Linked DNA regions of Homo sapiens: region 1 is linked to region 2. Evidence: read pairs that join two places in POLR2A ChIA-PET (ENCODE). Cell type or tissue: Panc1. All regions are shown on one strand. Each heading gives the region's core, and the rest is flanking DNA. Links, peaks and the distances in the headings are about the cores only. Region 1 holds the start of LOC107986853 (a long non-coding RNA gene). Region 2 overlaps HIPK2 (homeodomain interacting protein kinase 2).

Region 1 (12,103 bases), core at 4,851-9,850, 230 kb before region 2:
ATCTGCAGGCCCAGCCCTGGCCCCAGAAGCAGGAACAACCTCCAGCCACACATCATGAGACTCGGTGCCTCTCCAGCATGGATCTGTTCCAACCATGATGGACCTGTCCACCCTGACTGATATCGGAGATTAGGTCTGGCTTCTGGTCCTGGGCCTCACATGATGCTGTGAATCTTAGAACTGAATGTCAATTCCTGGTTCATCCTCAGAGCCCTCACCGCTGAGACCCTGCTGTACTACCTAGACTCCTTTCTCAGGGCCGGGGGCTTCTCAGGTTCCTGAACCACCCACTAGTGGGGCCCTGGTGTCCACTGACAGCCTCCTCATCGCTGCTTTACTGGACGCCTGACTACTGTCCAGCTGACACCTTCCTGGTGCACAGCTCTCTCCTGGACTGTCCACTGTGGCCAGTGTTTGCTGGAATGGGGAGCACCATCTTACTCTTTAAACGCTGCCCTTCACCCACAGCAGGAAGTTTAGCAGGAAGCTGCTCTCTCGGTACCCACAGCCTGGTCAGTTTTCCACAGCTAGCTTACCCCGGCAAATGGGATTATTTCCAGTTTCCAGGCCATTCCTTCCTGCTGCTCCAGCTCCCTGGGAATAAGTAATCAGCTGGCCACACCTACCTGGGAGAAGATATCCACATGAATTACTTAGATATTTACACCCAATGCAAAAATCTTACAGAGAGATGTCTTAAATGGTCAATTAATATATTTGTGTTAGCTTCTTAGCATGATTCCGAGTTAAGGCTTGGAAATAATTTCAATAATAGTTGAACTTGTGATTTTAAAGAACAAGAAGGTGCTACTGGGTGGGAGGTGCCCAGCCTGGGCCCACAGTCAGGTGCGGGAGCTGGTCTCTGCAGGAGAAGTGCTTCCACTGGAGTTCGGTTTCAGCTGTGAACGGTGGGCTTTTACTGACTTTGACAGAGGTTTCTCAGAATCTTAAACCACAAAGAGGCAAACACAATGGCCTCTAACAATTTTCTGATGCACACTGATAGGGGCTGTCTCATTGGTTTGTAGTCATCCAGTTTACAACTGGAAAGGACTTCAGATATCATCTGGCCCTTTGCTTCTCAAATTGCTGATTTTGACTCACTAGTGGTCATGAAATCAATTTAATGGGCTGTGACCAACTTGTAAATGTTTTATTTTTTACAGATAGAATACAATACAATAGAATAGATCAAAGTGGTTCTTATACTGTGAATAAGGTGTTCTTCTGTAAAACTTTTATTTCAAATGTATGTGTGTGTATTAGATAACAATGTGGTTAATATATTATTTACTGAGGTTCATGATTAAACAGTGTCAAAATCACCGACCTAGTCCAAATCCCACATTTTACATCTAAGAGAACTAAAGCTGGAGAGGGGAAGTGATTGGCCTAAATCCATTAAGGTAACAAGCAGTAGAGAGAAAGAAAGTTGAAGCTGGGATTTTAACTGCAGATTTCTACTGTAAGCTATCATGCCCTGTTGGATGCTTCTACCCAAAGAAGAGGGAATTAATACAGGTTCTTGATCTTTATGAGGGTGGGTCACAAAGACTTAGATAGCAGTAGTCATTAAAATATGCAGCAACCATCACCCATATGCTGTTATAGAAAGAGGATGGGGGGAAATGAACTGGTATAAAATAAATGGGCTGAAAGAAGAAGTTAGAAGTCCAGAAAATTAGGTAAACTTCAGAAGGGTCTTTGGATCAAGACTGGGAAAGAAGGTGGTCTTAAATCATAAGAAAGCATGGAAGCTTTGTAGCAATACACTATTTGGTATAACGAGATCATGCTGGTGGCAGGTAAGGGTGAAGAGTCTATTAATGGTTCATTCAAGAAAAGTGGGACTCAAATCAAATTCCTCTGTCTCTTTGGTCTAAGCCACTTATTTATCTGTGGACAATTGTTCCTTTGATAATTCCACCTACTGGGCAGTGTGCTTGGCTTGGTGATAGTTGTCCTGTGGACAACTTTCTTCCTATTCTCAAAGGCCTCCTAAAACATCAGCACACTATGTCAGGGCATTCACTTTTAGAGAATAATGGCCCCCCTAAAATGCAATAATGCAGTTTAGTGAATTCCAATCATTTAAAAAAGGTGCTCTTACAGGCTTAGTGTTCATGATTAAGCTATTTTGACCAGTGAGAATATTGATATTTCACTCACTGAATGATGCTCAATAATTATGACCTACAGACCATCATGATGGTCTCACATGAATTTTGCTTTCAGATTCACATTATTGGGAACGGCAATGCACAGCTTTGCTTTCAACGCTTTCATGAAAGCCAGCTTTCACCAAGCTAGGGGACCCAAATATTGCCCACAGTTTGGCCTCATGGCCAGAGATGTTAGAATAATTCAGGACTTCTGTGCTTAATTCCACTGTTTCAAGGGTATTGTGTTTTCTCAATATACTATGTATATTTTCATTTTCATCAATTCCTCTTAGAATTGAGCCACATTTTTGGGTCAAACATTTAGTAAATGAGCCTCATACTGAGGCTTGCACTTTTATCAGCAGCAAAAACCTAAAGTTTGACTCCTTAGCATCAGTGTCTGGGAAGCTCTTCCACAACGGTGGCTTAATTTCCACCTTTCTTCAACATCTATGATTCTACTGAGCTCAGTCCAGTTTAAAAACAAGTGCCATCTCCAGGTGTCAGCTGCCCAATTTAAGTCTAAGTACTTGTCTTTTCTTGGACAAATCAGCAATAGTTTCCACCCTACCCTATCCTCAGCCACATGTTCAAGCCCAGTGTATTCAGATGTCTCATATCTTCTAAGTCAAAGAACAAACATGTCCAACAGGTGAGTCTTTCAGAGCCCTTCAATTCCCGTTGTTCTTGATCCATGATGGTAGGCCAGGAAGTCTCACATAGCCATCTGCCAGTATTAAAGTAAACCATCTCTATGCTGTTCTTCAACCCCATCTAAATAGTACATAAACATGATGGTTAAGAGCAATTACACGAAAAGTGTTCACACCTTAGTCACTTCCAGAACACAGACTCTCCTAATGGATGGCACCATGGAAGCTGAGCTTTAAAAAGTGTTGAAACGACCTTGTTATTTTGATTGCTGATGCCACATGCTTTTCCTTATGTATCCCAAAGTTCTCAACTTCCTCACTGCCTGGTGACAAGGTGCTATTAGTTCATGCATGCTAGCTAATTAAATTTTAAAAATGGTGCTAAAAACCTCCAACTTGGAGGCATATGAGACACCTCCCCCTCCTGTGGTGTGAACTTTGAAGCTAAGTGTCAGGCCCTTTATACCAAAGGCTTATTTATTTGCTAAATTGATTTTTTTTTTCAGTATGGGACCTAAGGTTCCCTGGGAGATAGATTGCTTCAGGCTTTGATACTTACAAAGATGTTCTTAGAACACCCTACTGCAGCTAGGTACAAGAAGCTACAAACGTGACATCCAAACGAGGATATTCAGTGCAGCCCTGGCTTGTGATTAAGCAGTACAACAGAATAGAGAAATCAGAAATACACCTAGGAATTAATAAATGATAAAAGTGACATTTCAAATCATTTGGAAAAGGATGAATTTCCAGATGGAACTCTACCCTCCTGGAGGGGGGGAAAAAGGGTGTGTCCCTAACTCCATCTTCCAAATAAATTCCTGATATATCAAACATTCTATATTTTAAAAATAAAATTTAAAGAAACTAGAAAAATGAAAGTTTATGAAAAAATATCCTTGGTGGAGAAAACCTTTCTGAGTAAGATGCAAAATGTAGACACTGTTAAAATCAATTAAAGTCAACAACACAAAAACAAATGTTTTCTGATTGGAAGAAATATATGATAAGCAAAGTCAAAGACAATGATAAAGAGGAGAAACTATTTAAGGCATATAAAAGGCTACTTTCTTTAATATGCAAAGAGCTTCTACAAATAAAGTGGGAAAAGATCAATAACCCAACAGAGAAGTGGCAAAGGATCCCTCAGAAAACAAAATACATTGCATTTTAAACATATGAAAAGATGCTCAAACTTGCTCATAATTAGAGAAATGCACATCGAAACTGCAGCAATATACCATCAAATGGTAAAGATTTAAAATTGTGACCACACATTTTAATGACAAGTATGGGAGGGACATATGCATATTTATGGGAATCTAAACTGACATAAACCCTAGAAAGAGAAATTTAGTCATATTTATCGAAATTAAAAACATAGACCATCTTTGACCTAATAATTCCATTTCTAGGAATTTATCTTGCATACTTACCCCAGACATCAATGATGTGTATATGAAAATCTTCACTGCGATGGTGTTTGTAAAAGTAAGAGATGTTTATCAATTGAGAACTTGTTTTAAAAATTAGGATACATTCATACAAGGAAATCCTTAAAAACACTACCTAATTTAACAAGAATGAATGAAGCAAAATGGGACAATTTCCCAAATACCATTAATGAACAAAGCAAGGTAAAGAACAGCATGTATCATATATGATCCATTTGACTATAAAGAAATTTTTAAGAGAGGTTGCCTCTGTGAAGGAGCAGATGGGCCCCAGGGTGGGAGCAAGTGTACTTTTTTCTTATACTCATTTGTACTTTATGAATTATGTACAAAGTTCATGCTTACCTACCTACAACTTGATGCTCTGATGGGAGTATATGAGGTTATGCAACAAGGCTGGCATCATGAAGGGATCCAGGGATGCAGGTGCCACTTACCAAAATGGAGCGGCATAGCTGATGGATGCCAGGAAGTGTAAAAGTCAAGTTCAACAAGAGGGAGCCAAGATCAAAACTAAAGTGATGTTGGGGGAAGAAGAAACGGGGATAAGGCTAAGTAAAAGCAGAACTATAGAGCAAGCATTTAAAAGACAATGAGATAGGCTGGATATGGTGACTCACGCCTGTAATTCCCACATTTTGGCAGGCCGAGGGAGTTGGATCACTTGAGGTCAGGAGTTGAGACCAGCCTGGCCGACATGTTGAAGCCCCGTCTTTACCAAAAATACAAAAATTTGCTGGGCGTGATGGCACATGCCTGTATTCCCAGCAACTTGGTTGGCTGAGGCACCAGAGAATCACTTGAACCTCGGAGGTGGAGGTTGCCATGAGCTGAGATCGTGCCACTGCACTCCAGCCTGCATGACAGAGCAAGACTCTGCCTCAAAAGGCAAAACAAAACAAAACACACACACACACACACACACACACACACACACACACACACACACAAAATGAGATAAAGGGAAAAGGAGCTTTGAATGGCGGCCTTTAGGAGTTGCTAATGACCTGAACTTAGGGCACTGTGTAAATATTTATTCTTACTTAACTATAAGTAATTAATAAAGGTTTATCATCTACTGGGTTACAAAGTCCAGCTACAAATTGGAGGGGATATAATCTCTATCCAAACAGGATATATTGAATATATATCAATATATATTTATATTCAATATTGGTATATATTGAATATAAACCATATTCAATCACCAATGTATGACGATAATGTTGATTCTGTTCTTACAGAGTTTGGGAAGGAATATAAATCCAACTTGGGGCTCATTCTCAGCCTGAAGGAGATAACAAGTAATCATTAATTGATGAAGGTTATCTAAAGCAATAAAGCCTTGCCTTCTTTGTGTTACATGGCCAGGTTGCTGTGCAATTCAGGAGAGTTTTTTATCACGTACCACCACGACTAATAGCTGTATAGGTATCCACGCCAGTCCTCCTGCTTTACATTCAAGTTCAAAGAAGGCAGAGACACCGTGTGTAGTTTTATTTACACAGAACCTGGCAAAGCAGGCTACATAAGTAGACACTTGGTGAAGATATTTTGTTCTCGATGATGGTGGTGGTGATGGTGGTGGTGGTGGCAGTGTTGGTGGTAATGATAAACATTGATGTTGTCTGCCCATCTTGATGGAAACCTTCTCCAGCCCTATTGTCCCCATGGTAGGGAGTGGGAGGGGAATTGAGTAAGGAGTCAATTTCCAGTTTTGAGCCTCAAACTCTTGAATTGCTAGGGTGACAACCAGATAATAAATATACATTGCCATCATAGTTGGCTTTCCAGTCTCGAGCAGTGAGGAGATTTGCCCTGTCCATTTTTCTCCCAACATTCAGTGCCAAGCTGTCATCTAAAGGCCCAATACATCTCTACACGGCATCAACAGTGTAGAGTGTGGCATTTCACTTGTCAAATAATGAATCAATCTATTATTTCAATTTTTAAGAAGACCAAGCTGGGATTGATTATATTTCCTAGTAATAAAAGTAAAATAAAAAATAAAATAAAAACTAATGTAATTTAAATTAAATTGTTCTCTGCAAGAAGGGTCTTTGCTGTTCATTGAGCATAGTCCATTCCCAATGAGTGAAACTATGTTGCTAAAATTTAAGCAGTAAGAAAATAACATTTAGAGTTAGAAAAGACATTCGATTTAGATTGGTTCAACCCTTTCATTTTTACACCGCCACCATATTGCCTCTAAATCTGGGAGTAGACACATTTAAAAAGAAGTCAGTGTTTTATGGCTCATCTTTTTTTTTCCAAAGGAGAAAAGTTGATAGCTTTATAGGAAGAAATTATGCCATCACCTTTCTTTTTTCCTTTTCACTAGAAGTGGGAACAAAGAATGGAGATGATACTGCAATCTTGATCTCTATAACCTCATTTGAAATCATTCTCTATGATTTAGGTTTTCTTGAAATGAAAAGGATAAATTGTGTTAACTCAGTTAAAGTTGGAGGAAAAAGTTGATTGGATATCCTGTTGTCAAGGAAACCAATTCGCTCCACCTCTCTCTCTCCTCTCTCTCTCTCTCTCCCCCTCTTCTATCTCTCTCTATCTCTTTCTATCTCTTTCTCTGTCTCTTTCTCTCTCCTTTTCTCTCTCTCTCTTTTTCTCTGTCATTCTCTCTCTCTCTCTCCTTCTCTCTCTCTCTCTCTCTCTCACACACACACAACTAGTTCATACAGTGCCCTTTAAACTCTTAATTTGGCATTTACAAATTATTTTTAAATACCCAAAGGCTCTACTTTGGATATCTGTACAAGAAACACTCAAGAAAAGTGGTTCCTAGAATTCAAACTCAGTCAGGACTTTTTCTGATTCTGGTGAAGGCACTGTCATTCTGAGTCAGTGCTGTGTCTCAGAGGCATATGAGACAGTCTCCAAGTCATTGCCAACTCAGCTGCAGAATGAGACTGTTTGAAAGAAAGAGCTGGAATGAGAACCTTTAAAAAGCAATAGACTGGTGAGCCGAGATCGCGCCACTGCACTCCAGCCTGGGCGACAGAGCGAGACTCCGTCTCAAAAAAAAAAAAAAAAAAAGCAATAGACTGGGTGCAGTGGCTCATACTTGTAATCCCAGCACTTTGGGAGGCCAAGATGGGTGGATCACTTGAGGTCAGGAGTTTGAGACTAGCCTGGCTAACATGGCAAAATCCCGTCTCTACTAAGAATACAAAAATTAGCCAGGCATGGTGGCGGGCGCCTGTAATCCCAGCTGCCCAGGAGGCTGAGGCAGGAGCATCGCTTGAGCTCAGGAGGCAGAGGTTGCAGTGAGCTGAGATCATGCCACTGCACTCCAGCCTGGGCGACAGAGCAAGACTCTATTGCAAAACAAACAAACAACAACAACAACAAAAAACAAAAACAAAAAGCAATAGAACCACACAACGGTAAGAGAAATGTAGACAGTTCAATTTCTTGAGCCTTTATCGAGCACCTATCACGCTTAAAGCAAGAAGCTATGCACCAAAAAGCAAAAATGAAAAAGTAAGTGAAGGCCAAGTTGAAAGAGATCTTAGGGAGTGAAGCAGGGTTGCTTGTTATTTAAAGACACGCCTTGCCTCCCCGCTCGTCCATCCGAGGAGTACACCTCCCTGCTCCATCAATGTCAGGCTGGGCCAGGTGTCTTGCTTTGGCCTCAAAGTGGCCACAGTGCCCTCCTGCCCACATCTTGGGTTTAGCCGTGTGACTTGGTTTAACCAATAGGGTATAAGCTGAAATGATTCAGCAGAAATGTATAATGTTCTTGCACCATCAGGCTTGCTCTCTTGAGTCTTTGCCCTTACCATGAGAACCTGCCAGCCGAGCTTACACTTCCAAAGAGGATGAGAGACATGCAGAGCCTTGGTGCCCCACATGAGGTCCTCCCCAGCAGATACACCCAGAAGTCCAGCGGAGCCATCCAGCCAAGTGCAGCTTAGGCCAGCCAACTCCAGCTGACCCTTAGACACATGATAAATCATAAATTGTTGCTTATGTCACTGAGTTTTGGGGTAGTCCATTATGCAGCAATGACTAATACAGAGAGCATCTTAACATCTTAATTTATTACTTTTTCAGGACCACGTAGCAAACCAAAAAGTAGGTAGAAGAACTTGACCAAAACTGTGGGCTTCCTAGGAGGGGCCATTTCCATAAAGAGGACAAGCCAATCCCTTTCAAAAATGGGTATCAGGAGAACAGACATCATGAATACTATGGAGATAGGACCCCCAAATCACTGGAGCCCATTGGAATGTACGTCGGCAACACAGGAGAACTTTAATGCACCTACAAAAGTGATCGCTGACCCAGAGGTCTACGAAAAGCTGCAAAAAAATCGCTCAGTGGCTGAAGAGAAGCTGCGTGAAAACCAACTAAAATGATTAGGACTTCAGTGTGGAAAGACACATGTTGAGAATCAATACAATTCAAGCCTGTTAAATCTTGAATAGAGTAAGTGGTCTGAACGTGGGTTTGCTCACCAGAATCTGGAATTTTAGAAACAAAGGAGCATACAAAGGAGAAATTCAGAAAATAAAGAGAAGGGCTATATTACTTTACACGGCCAAGAACTAGGGTGACCATATGCCCCAGCATATCCGGGATAGTCTTAGGTGATAAGGTTATCCTGGGGTAATTATTAATAGCACTTCCTTTCACTTTCAAAAGGGAACTGGATTGGGTGATAAATTACACGGTCATGTTGCTGGCAGCACACTTTCCCCATGGGCTGAAGGACCCGAGTCTGAGTAAGGTTCAGATATGCTCATGGGGTAAGACCTGCTGTGCACTGTCAAGGCAAGTTGGACAGTTTGTGCTCTGAGGCAAAGAGGCCACCACATCCCGTGGCAACACCCCTCAGCACAGCAACGGGAGATGATGCTGTGCCCAGCCCAGCAAGGCTGCAAAGGCTGGAAAGTGGTACTCTTTCAGGCCAGCAGAGTCCCCCCGTGGGCAACCCCAGGGTCTTCTCTAGAAGCCTTGTCTGTACTGCAGGACTCCCTCTTTGTGGGCCCTTTGAAAAATAGAAACACATACAACATTCCTAATCTTGGCATTTCTTCTATATCAGTTCAACACGTGAAAATCAAAATATCGTACATAATAGAAAATATCGTACATAATAGAAACGTTGAGTTTCCTTCTTACCCACACAGAGGTCCATACAGCTTTCTGAGCTCCATTTGGCTTTCCCAAAAACCCTGAAGGAAACACAGCACTATAGTAAGAATAAGATTAAGCAAAATTCCAATTATTCAAACTTATTCAGTAAACAATTTGGAACAGCAAGAATACAATTACAGAAACAATAAAAAAGAATGGAAGTTATATTGCTTTCAGGTACTTTGAAACATTGGAATAAACAAAAGGCTTTAAAAAAAATTGCCATGTAAAAGTCTTGGACAGGAGAGATCACCAGTTCTTAAACTACTTATGTATACTTGCTGCTAAAATATTCAAAAAGTTTGCTTTCTCAACTATAACATTGCCCTCTGAAATTTGATTTAGCATTATCATATAGCCCTTTTTACTGCCACTATATGTAACTTCTACTGAGTCTATCAAAATTATCACAAATTCTGAATTATCATGATCCATTCGAGTTAAACTTTAATTAAATTCAACATGTTTAAGATATATAAGACAAAATGCTAGACACTTTGTTGTTGTTGTTGTTTTGTTTGTTTTTTCGAGACAGAGTTTTGCTCTGCCACCCAGGCTGGAGTGCAGTGGTGTGATCTCAGCTCGTTGCAACCTCCACCTCCCGGATTCAAGCGATTCTCCTGTCTCAGCCTCCTGAGTAGCTGGGATTACAGGCATGTGCCACCACACCCAGCTAATTTTTGTATTTTTAATAAAGACAGGATTTCACCATGTTGGCCAGGCTGGTCTGGAACTCCTGACCTCAGGTCATCTGCCTGCCTTGGCCTCCCAAAGTGCTGGGATTACAGGTATGAGCCACTGTGCCTGGCTAGACACATTTTATAATGGGAAAGAAGTGTAGCTGGGTTGACGGAGGGGTGGAAAATGCTAGATCCATTGTGTGGTGGGAATGGACTAGACCTGAAAATACTCATGAGTTGGGGTGGGTGTGGGGGGTGGCAAATGGTAGATTTGTGTTGTGAGAATGGAGTATGGGGTGGATACATAAGGGGTGGAATGAAGGTGGAAAGTTGGGGGTTAGGAGTGTGGATGTCCTGCATGGAAACACATGCCTTTCTCATGAAATCTACTGAATTCTGCAGCGTAAGCTTGCCATATATCAAGGAAAGTATATATGAATATAAAAATAGTCAGCGAAATTACTATGTTCTAGAAAGAACTTGGCAGGGCTTGTAGCTGTGAGGATGGCGGGCTGCAAAGGAGCATATGTGGAGGCTCTCCAGAGGCGGGAGCACAGCGTTCTCCTCATGTCGACAGCTACGCCGTTTTCCTCAGAATGTTAATACCAAATTAATTATTCCACGGAATACAACTGATCATTTCCCCCCAGAAATGTGTGAAATGCATTTTCTTTAGCTTTCCGATCTGGTTTGTTGTTCTATCTTGACACTTTAAAATTTCTTCACACTTGTTTCAAGGGGCTAACAGGAAGCCTCATTGAGACTGTTGTTTGTGAGCTTAAAAGTTGTGAACCGCCCACCCCAGAGAGAGAGATGAGAGGAGAAGGTGTTTAAAAATGCTAGGAAGACAGAAACAACAATGACAAATCATGGAAAAGGTGATGGACACAGAAAGGAATGGAAAAGAAATAATTGAGAAGGTGGGGGCAGAAAAGGACAGAAAGAGCAGCTTTCTTTTCTATCTAGTGCCAAGGGCCAGCCTTTCCGGAGGTAGGGATGGGGGAAATTCTAGAGATGTTGAAGGGATATTATCAGGATTGTCCCAAATTTAGTCTTCCTGCCTTTGTTTGGCTTGGTGGTTCTTCCCATGCAGGGTGTTCCGGCTCCTGGCGTTGGGTCTGGAGTCAGTGTCCCCGTGACTTAGCAGAATAAGCCATCTGGCTTCTGAGAAAACCCAATGTGAGAAAAAATAACCGTAGACCATAAAGTCCTGACCTATATCTACAAATGTCTGTTGGCCATTTCCACTGGCATGTCACTCTGGCAAATCCCAAGCAACATACTTAAAATAAAACTTGTCTTCTCCCTGAACCACTCCCCCACCCAACGTTTTATTTCTGTCAACCCATAGCCATTCTCCCTGTTCCCCTGGCTCAAAGCTTAGGCTTATGTTTGACTCACTTTGCCTTGAATTCTCTACACTAATTTGTCACAAGAGTTCTTCATTTTGCTCCCAATTATCCATCTCTATTCACTCTCATCACCGACCAGACCGAGCCATCGTGGCTTCACCCCTGGACTTCAGCAACAGTTGGGTTCTACAGCTCTAACCTATGTTCTTCTCCCTTGCAGAGTGTTGTCCATTTCAATGTCCCTGTCCTCAAAAATGTTAACACACAAATAGTTCTTCACGTGCCTTCCTACCCTGTAAGCATCTAGTGCCCCTTTCTCTCACCCAACTGCATTGCCCAGTGCACCTTAGCATTTGGCCTCTAGTCAGTCCAGGCTGCTGGTCAACCTGTGCTGTCATTCTCACGTTGGTACACTCACATAAATAGTGCCACCCACCTGGTGTGTGTACCCTCGTCTCTATGTCCACAGGCCCTGAAGGACCTCCTTCTTCAGGAAGTTCCTTAGGATGATTTTAGCCCTGACAGATCACCCTCTCCTCTGACAGAAGATTACAGCTACCGTCTATACCACCCTATTTAGTGCTAGGGTGTATCTCATCTGGTGTTGCATGCCATCATTTGACAGTGCACTTGAGGGCACAA
Region 2 (9,292 bases), core at 3,537-8,536:
TTGTGTAACACTGTGTTCAGTGATAGCTGTCCAAGAAAGGAAGGTGCCATGTTTCTGTTTTTGTTTTTGTTTTAATCAAGAAGCTTATAGCTTAATTGGAGAGATTAAACTGCTACACCTAGAAACAAGTGCCTGGCATGACTCTTACAGTTTAATGGAAGGTGTGTGAAGGGAAAGAAGAGCCTTCTGGAAGGCATCAAAAAGTTCCTCAGGAAGAACTGAAACTGAACATTGTGCAGAGATAGCACTGGGTAAATCCAGAGGCCAATGAGAGTAAAGGTCTACCCAGGCAGGGGATGATGGCCAAGAATCATTTGGGTGGAGGCAGAATGTGCCAGTCCTGTCTCTGTCTAGAGATGTGCAGCTGAAGGTGAAGTCTGATAAGCTCAGCGTAGATAAGGCCTGGGGATTTGGGACCAATACAGTGAAAAATCGAATGGACGAGGTCTGAAGGAACATTTGGGTCAACACAAGCCACCCTAACAGCATAATCACTACCTAGGATGGTAGATGAATGCTGTCTAACAGACGACTCTGACTGACGTAGTACCTCCCACGGAGGGTCAGCGTGCAAGGTGGACACAGTGCAGTCCAAGGCTCTTGACTACAGCAGAAGCCTGGGTGAGCTGTCGGGGGACTGCTAATAGAAGTGGACGTAGAACTGGCAAGCCAGGCATGGGGGCTCATGCCTGTAATCCCAGCATTTTGGGAGGCCAAGGCTGGAGGATCATTTGAGGTCAGGAGTTCGAGACCAGCCTGGCCAATGTGGTGAAACCCCGTCTCTATTAAAAATACAAAAGTTAGCCAGGCGTGATGGTGCAAGCCTGTAACCCCAGCTACTCGAGAGGCTGAGGCAGGAGAATCACTTGAATCCGGGAGGTGGAGGTTGCAGTGAGCCGAGATTGTGCCATTGCACTCCAGCCTGGGTGACAGAGCAAGACTCCATCTCAGGAAAAAAAAAAAATGGAGGTAGAACTGAACTCTGAGGATGTTTAGGATTTGAATAAGAGAAGGAGAGAGCATCGCAGATGAAGAAAGCAACATGCACAGAAGTGTCGAGTAAGGAGAGTATTGCGGTGTGCACAAATGACAGGGAAGGGTCAGACCTAAAAGAAGAGGATGTTATGAACTGAACACAGAAAAACATGATGGGGTAAGGGAGGGCAGCTGTGGGGCCTTGGGAGCAATTAGAATTTGGATTCCGTGTGATAGGCAAGTTGGTTCTTGAGGAAAGCTGTGGGATGATGAAAGTGAGTCAGGCAGCAGGCTGTAAATTGGATTGGACGGAGGGAAAGATTAGAGGCAGAGAAACTAGCCAAGAGACTGTTTCAGTTATCGGGCCCAGGCCAAGGGAGTAGTGGCATTGAGAATAAAGAAGAAAAAGTGACTGTGAGGTAAATCCCAAAAAGAAGGCAGAAACTCAAGAAATAAAGGTAAACGTGATAAGCAAAGATGACTCTTGAGCATCCTAATTTTGGAGATGAAAAAATCATGGTTCTGCTGGAATAAGTGGGGTGAGCTGGAGAGGAGCCCCGTTTTGTGGGGGTGGAGGGACATGATGACTTCACTTTGAGGCATCCAATTAGAGATACTTAAGTCAATGAGAATATGGTACTAGAACCCAGGGAGAGATTGGGGCTGGGAATGCATCTGCCTGGTGGTAGATGCCTGGCAGTGAATGAGTTCACCATGGAGGTGGACCAGGGTACAGAGTGAGGGAGTGGGAGAAGGAAGAGGAGAGAGAAGAATGATGGGAGAAATGAGCAGAGACCAGCAAAACACATTAGCAACCCTAAGGGGACTTGGAAAGCGAGTTGAGGTCAACAGGGTCAGTTATCAAAGAGAGGCAAGGCTGAGGATGAGAACCAAGGGAAGGCCCCTGAGTCCCAAAAGCAGCTTGGTGGTGATGTGTGAGTGCAGCCTTTCCAGCTTCCCTGGCACGAGTCTCCTCATCCATGGTTAAATGATCATCCAATTATCATATAGGCCTCCTGACTTGCCTCCCCACCCTGAGCCTTCTTGACCCTAATTCATTCTCCAGTTGCCCATTACAAGAGTGTGCCCTTCCTTTAAAATCATAACCACAATCAATCATTATGTTTCCAAAATACAAATGTAATCATACATCTTCACCTGGACTTGTGGGTTGCTTAGGAAATGAAAGAGGGGTGTGTAGACCCCTCCACTTGTGCGTCCATCAGTGCAGGGCAGGGAGCAGGGACAAGCATTGCCACCTTAAAGGAAGAAGGAGAGAAAGGGCCAAGGAGAAAAGAAAGAGGAAGTGAGCATGTTCAGAAGCAAGAGCCAAGAAGACCCTGCCACGTCGGATAAGCGGAAAGACTCCAGAGGAAGACAGAGTTGCTGTGCAGGTTCCCACACGCCTTCTGTCTACAGCCACCTGCAGAACTGCAGGCAGCAGCCTCCTTGCCCGGCGGGAGCCTCTTGCACAGGGCCTCCCCATTCACTCTCTACTGGCTCCACTGCAACTTACGTCTTTGTCCCAAAGGGAAGACTGACATTTGTTTGTTTATCATAACTAGCTTCGCTTGCTCTGAATTTATTTGTGTGCCTGCTCAACCCTTTTCTGAACTATTTTCTGGTTTGTATTTGTCATGACTGTGGTCCCTTAACTGACTGTGATCCTTGTCATCAACTCTGCACCTTATGGGCACTGAGAATTCAGTAACTGGCTCATCAATACTCAGCTCCAGGCTGGGGACCCTAATTCCTAGGGACACTTTCTTATCCAAGCGAATTCCCCCCACAGTCAGAGCAGCCCTTCATGTGAATTAGCTATTTTCTATTGCTCTTTGTCGCCTGTGAATATGTAATTGCATGGGATCGGGAGGAAGGCAGTGATAGAATCCTAGATTGTGTGTTGGCAAGGGCTTTAGAAATCACCCTATTCAACCTCCCACTCGCAGGAATCCCTTCAACAGCTTTTATTTAACTTATTAATAGCTTTTCTCTTGATTTAAACTGTTCCCAAAAATAAATATTGGGTAGGTGATCCAAGGAGTAGTTTGAGAGTTGATATTACCAGGAATATCGTAATGAACAGGCCTCTTCTTAAGCACTCAGAATTTGGCTGGACTCGTGAGCGTCCATGTTGCGCTTTGTCCTTCCCATCTGAGTTTTGTTATCTTGCTACTGACTGCAACCCCGCCATGGAGACAGCACTCAGAGTTTTCACAGGGGCTTGGTGAAGCCTCAAGCCCATAACAGACCACCATAAGGACTCCATGCTCCCTAAATGCATTAAACAGTTCCAAAGATGTGTTTTTTGCTTTGGGGTTTTTTGGGGGTTTTTTGTTTGTTTGTTTTTGAGATAGGGCCTTGCTCTGTCGTCCAGGGTGGAGTGCAGTGGCGTGATCATGACTCACTTTGGCTTGAACCTCTCAGACTCAAGCAGTACTCCTGCCTCACCCTCCAGAGTAGCTGCGACTATAGGTGTGCACCACCACACCTGGCTAATGTTTTGATTTTTTTTTGTAGACAAAGTCTCGCTGTGTTGCCCAGGCTGGTCTCAAATTCCTGGGCCCAAGCGATCCTTTTGCCTCAGCTTCCCAAAATGCTGGGATTACAGGCATGAGCCACTGTGCCTAACCTCAAATATGTGTTTTTAATGATGTTTAAGAGCCTCACTTGTATAGCAGCAGCTTTTATGTGTATCTCATGCTGTTAAACCTATAGGAACAGGGGCCTGGCAGCCCCTGTGTCATTGAGGCTCTGTTTTGCTGCTTTATCATTCAATAAGCTGGGCTGCACATACACAAACCTGTCTCTGTAGTAAAGAAACAGTTTTGGCTGGGCACAGTGGCTCACGCCTATAATCCTAGCACTTTGGGAGGCCGAGGCAGGCAGATCACTTGAGGTCAGGAGTTTGAGACCAGCCTGGCAAAGATGGTGAAACCTCGTCTCTACTAAAAATACAAAAATTAGCCGGGCGTGGTGGCAGGCACCTTTAACCCCAGCTACTCAGGAGGCTGAGGCAGGAGAATCGCTTGAACCTGGGAGGTGGAGGTTGCAGTGAGCCGAGATCATGCCACTGCACTCCAGCCTGGGCGACAGAGCGAGACTCCATCTCAAAAAAAAAACAACAACAGTCTCGAGGAGGCCAGAGGAGCATGTTTTGTTCCCCCCACCTTTGGAAAGAAAAAAACATTGTACAAGTGGAAAATCTTCACTAATGCAACATAAAACTTGGCGATTTTCATCACACCAGGTCAGGTAATCCCAGGCTGTGCTTCTTGAGGCAGTGGAAGCTGATTTCCTTTGCTCACTTATCACCTGTGCCTCTCAATGGCATGTCTGTAACAGGAGGCAGAGGCCTCCTTCCCGAGGTCCATGGGTCAGAGTTTTACCATACGAGATGGCGGTGTGGGAGGTGTGATTTGTCCCATAAGATCTCTAAATCCCACCACCCATTCTGTAACAGTTGATAGTCCTCAGCACTGCATTTTCCAGTTACTCATGTTTACAGACAAATGTCTCTTTGTCTGTAGTTGCTCTCTGAAGAAATCAAAGAGCAGCTGTTGTCCTGCCTCAGCACCATGGCATAGGAGGTCCAGAGTTAGCATCGAGGATGACAGTGACGCTGTTTCTGCTCTGGTATCACTTGCCCCTTGCTCCTACTGCCCTAGCCCTTGTGTCACTTCCTTGTTCTCCTGAACAGTTTTTTTTTTTTTTTTTTTTTTTGAGACAGAGTCTTGCTCTGTCACCCAGGCTGGAGTAGCAGTGGCGTGATCTCGGCTCACTGCAACCTCAGCCTCCCAGGTGCAAGCCATTCTTGTGCCTCAGCCTCCTGAGTAGCTGGGATTACAGGCCCCCACCACCACACCCATCTAATTTTTGTATTTTTAGTAGAGGTGGGGTTTTACCATGTTGGCCAGGTCTCAAACTCCTGACCTCAAATGATCCACCCACCCCGGCCTCCCAAAGTGCTGGGATTACAGGCGTGAGCCACCGTGCCGGCCCTGAACAGTCTTCTTTGTGTTTTCCTGCCTCTGTACCTTCGTTAATGATGTTTTCTTACCTGCAGTGCCCTCTCCCTTCTCTCAACTCTGAAGTCGGTGGTACCTAACGATTCTATTTAAATTCTGCCTCCTTGAATTCTCTCCTGTTCTTCCCAGCCTGGAGTGGAGTCCGCTGAGGTCTACTAGAGTTCAAGTTCCATGAGAACAGAGACTGTCTTTTTTTGTTCACTCTCTAATTAGTGCCCAGCACATAATGGATGCTCAATACATGTTTATTGAATGAGAGAGATTGCTCCCTCTAAACGTAGCTGGCATCTGACATTCATGATTTCTGTCTGTATTCCTTTTTCCATACGTGTACACGAGATGATAAGCTTCTTGAGAACAGCAACCATGACTTGGTATCACCCTCTAGCAGAGTCTTGAACATGCTGGGAGCTCAATAAATATCAGTGATTGAACTTACTACATAATCACTCAATAATCCAATCATGTCCCCGAGCTCAGGGGAAGGGGGAGGCAGACAGAATGCCTTCCTCCTGCTGTCTTATACAAAGCCACTCGTGAGCAGCGTCTTATGCAAACACAAGGCCCCATTCTCCCCCAGCCCAGCACTTGCCCACCTAGGAAGGATATTCTCAAGAACATGAGGCTGTTGACATCACATTCCTTTTCCAAAAATGTGCAAAGGACTACAGAATTGTTCAAGAAGCAGTGATCCAGTGCTTGGCTAGTTAATTCCTGAGTAAGCCACTCTGAAAACTGATTATAATCCTGTTTCAAATGGAGAATTGGGAGAAGGCCAATAAAGGGTATATTATTGTATCTTGTAGGAGGGAAGAATCCGGCAGATATTCACTGAGTTATGGCGCCAGAGCCTTCCTCTCTAATGTTATTGTAAATAATTGTTAGAGTAGAAAGCCAGATCAGCAAAGTGAGACTCCAGCATTGCAGTTCCTCTCCACGGAGGTCTTATATAACGAAGACCTCCATAAACAAACATTGCAGAAACATAACATCGGATCTCTCCTCTTAAAGTTCACACTGTGTAATGTAAAGTGGAATAATCATTTTACATTCCTTGTAAGTTCTAAGAAGTCCCTTCTGGGGCAGCTGTTTGCTAAACCTTTTTTGTTTGTTTGTTTGTTTAATAAAAGAAAACAAATTGTGTACCTCTCCACAGTGCCCCCGCTATAGAGCTAAAAGCAGTGATTTCATGTAAGTGTTTCATTTGTCCCCCTCCAGCTCGCCTCTCTCCTAGGAGTCACGAACTCAAGTGCCTCCAGGGCCAGGTAGGTGGTCAGTGAGCTGGTAATGACTAAGGTCTGCATCTGGTGACACACACGTGCAGAGGGCAGCCTTATCCAGCCCCAGGTCATTGTGACCACGAACTGACAAGTGGCCCAGAGTTGCCAGAGCTTTTGATTTTCAGCAGGAAATCCAAACTTTTAGGAATATCACCTGAGTTCTAAATGTTAATAGCTAGTTGAAAAAATTTAATATCTATGCAGGCCAAAGAGTGTCTGTCTCTGTGCCGGGTTCATCCTGTGGAATAGCAGCTTGCAAACTTCATGCCATCCGTTCAGTCTTGCCTGCATTTGGGTGCTTGGAAGTCCTCCTCAGGCTGTGTTTTCCTTGTGCCTCCTACCTTTTTAGAAAGTGCTTCATTGGTTCCCATCAGGGCAGGGCAGGGGCTGGATGGAGGACCTAGTGATGTGTTGGGTATCAGGGGGTGCTGACCTAAGGCTTGTTGGAAACACAAATCCAGAGCTTCTCTGCGTGCTCCCTCCCCTCTTAGAGACGCCCAATCAGTATCTGTCACTGCATAACGAAGTACCTCAAAATTCCGTGGCTGACACAATAAACATTATCTCACCGTTGCTGTGCTCCAGGAATTTGGGAGCAACATGACAGGACGATTCCCACTCCAGTTCTGTCATGAGGTGGCGGTGAGCTCTTAGCCCAGGCTGCAGTCACCCAAGGGCGTGACTGGGGCTGGAGGGTGTTCTTCCCAGGTGGGTCACCCTTGTGGCTGGCAAGCCAGAGCTGGCTGTTGGCCAGAGGCCTGGGTTCCATCCACGTGGATCTCTCCACAGGGCCATTGAGGGTCCTCTTCCAGAGTAAGTGATTCAAGGCAGAGCAAAAGCAGAAGCCACATGCCTTTTACAGCCTAGTCTCAGAAGCCACACATTGTCATTTCTGCGCTGTCTTATTGGTTACACAGGTTTGCCCTGCTCAGTGTGAGAGGAGACCACACCAGGGTGTTGACTTCCAGGAGAACTGGGTCCTCAGGGGCCATCTTAAGGGCTGGCTGTCACAGCTGTGATCACAACCCTCAGTCGGTCCCTTATGAACAAATGGTCCAACCCTGAGAATAGTTTAAAAAAAAAAAAAACCCGAAGGGAATAAAATATATGTCATAGTGATTTGCACCTAATATTCAGCCCACTTACTATTGTGTTCCCCAGATCAGCCTCAGAAATTAAATATCCTTTTTTTTTTTTTTTTTTTTGAGATGGAGTCTTGCTCTGTCGCCCAGGCTGGAGTGCAGTGGCACAATCTTGGCTCACTGCAACCTCTGCCTCCTGGGTTCAAGCGATTCTCTTGCCTCAGCTTCCTAAGTAGCTGAGATTACAGGTTCATGCTACCACACCCAGCTAATTTTTGTATTTTTAGTAGAGATGGAGTTTCACCATGTTGGCCAGGCTGGTCTTGATCTCCTGACCTCAGGTGATCTGCCTGCCTTGGCATCCCAAAGTGCTAGGATTACAGGCGTGAGCCACCATGCCTGGCCTAAATATCCTATTTTTATATCCCATCTTAGAACTGTCTTCCCTGAATGTATCTAAAGTCACTTTTTAAAAATATTTTTTAAAATCCTACCCATACCACCTCTTCAAGCGATAGACTGAGGTGTACCAAACAGAAGAACCCTTGCTTTTCAAGGGAACCCTTTCGCTTGCTGCTTACCCCTGTCTGCTTCCAGGGGTATTCCTAGGTCTCTCAGTTGCTCGAGCAACTAAACCTAACCAACTTCTCTACTAAACCTAACGTTTTGTAAAGATTTGAAAGGAAAATCACTCTGAACAAAGAGTAGTCCCTGCTTTGGTATACCAGTAGCACCTGTGAAGACAGGTGGCCCCAGAAGTTTTCTGGGACCCTCTGAATTGGTAGGAGAGGGGCACCAGTTAATCAGAGGCACAGACAGGGAGGAGCAGGGTTGCTCCTGTTCCTGCAGCAGTATCCATTTCTGGGACCCACTTTCCAAACCACCCCCCCGAATTCTAACAGCAGGAGACACACACACACACATACCCTCAGGCTCTACATCACCTCTGCCTCCTTCAAGACCACCCTTAATATTCATTTTAACCAGATTTTGCCTGAATAAAAACGTGAAGGGGAAGAAAAGGTGCCCCAGTGTGTTTTCCCCTAGGAAAATCCCTACTGGTAACTAGTCTTATTTGCTCAATAAACAAAATCTTAGGCTGGGAACTGAAGGTCAGCACAAGCAGCATCTGCGGGTGTGCACCGGGGCTCTGGGGCCCTGTAACATTTGCGCGTGTACCTGGGGGAAGGGGTGCTGCATCGGCCCGCCCCCCGCAGCCACCCGCCGCAGCAGTGGTCACCGAGTCAGGGTGTGGGGAGGTGGAAATGAAATGCATAATTCATAGGCCGCTGTGGTGTCCAGTCTGTGGGAGGGGTGGTAATTACAGAACTGAGAAATGAGGCTGCAGCGGGCAAGTCACCTCTAGGTTAGAGGCTGCTATGATAGATGGCCTGCATTGTTCTCTTTCTGACCTTTTTCTGAACTTCCCCTTAGAAGAACAGAGGAAATATGGTGCTGCCTTTTCCCATATTGTTTTTGAATAATACCTTCAGACGCCAGCTTTTAGAGTTTCTGTTCTTCCGTTTGGGGTTTTGCTTCCCCCTCCACCCGCCCAATGCCTTGCTTCTTTCCATAGAAAAATCGAATCACTAATGACTTTATCCTAGTATTAATGGTAAATACAGACTACACAAATATTTGTCCACACTGAACACAATACATACGGGGAAAGGAAAAAAAAAACCCGCAGCACCCTCTCCCTCCTTCTGCTCCGCCCTCCACTGCCAAGCAAGACAATCCCAAGAGCCGTCCTCCGTCCTCCGTAATGATGCAGACGGGGCTGATGAGAAGGGTGGGGGGCGTTGCTCGGTAGGAAGTGATGGAACCTAAGCTCTGGCTTGCAGAATAGAATCGTTTTAACCGGACGTGAAGGTGCAAGCAGGAATGATGCTCACTCCCATGTAAGCTATTGATGCTATCCCGGGGG

The links. Peaks named below come from ENCODE experiments on the same cell type or tissue, not always from the same donor. Only the 100,000 strongest peaks of a DNase experiment are listed, where the experiment ranks them.
Region 1: POLR2A ChIA-PET joins it to region 2 with 5 read pairs; 2 of 35 experiments call an interaction of 5 or more read pairs at or near these places.

The regions. Positions count from the first base shown.
Region 1 is chr7:139,872,949-139,885,051 of GRCh38, reverse strand. It overlaps TBXAS1 (thromboxane A synthase 1), which reads right to left. Exons shown (of 13, transcript NM_001061.7): 3 at 9,415-9,467. It overlaps LOC107986853 (a long non-coding RNA gene), which reads right to left and starts at 4,995. Exons shown (of 2, transcript XR_001745384.2): 1 at 4,619-4,995; 2 at 1,128-2,936. In Panc1, for the core only: no CTCF peak of the experiment used is centred there; a DNase peak (open chromatin) is centred at 7,151.
Region 2 is chr7:139,648,546-139,657,837 of GRCh38, reverse strand. The region is part of intron 2 of HIPK2 (homeodomain interacting protein kinase 2); the gene reads left to right. Among named protein-coding and RNA genes, the nearest start is that of HIPK2, 120 kb to the left of the region's middle. RefSeq lists an enhancer at 8,223-8,492. In Panc1, for the core only: no CTCF peak of the experiment used is centred there; a DNase peak (open chromatin) is centred at 6,307; H3K27ac peaks cover 219 bases.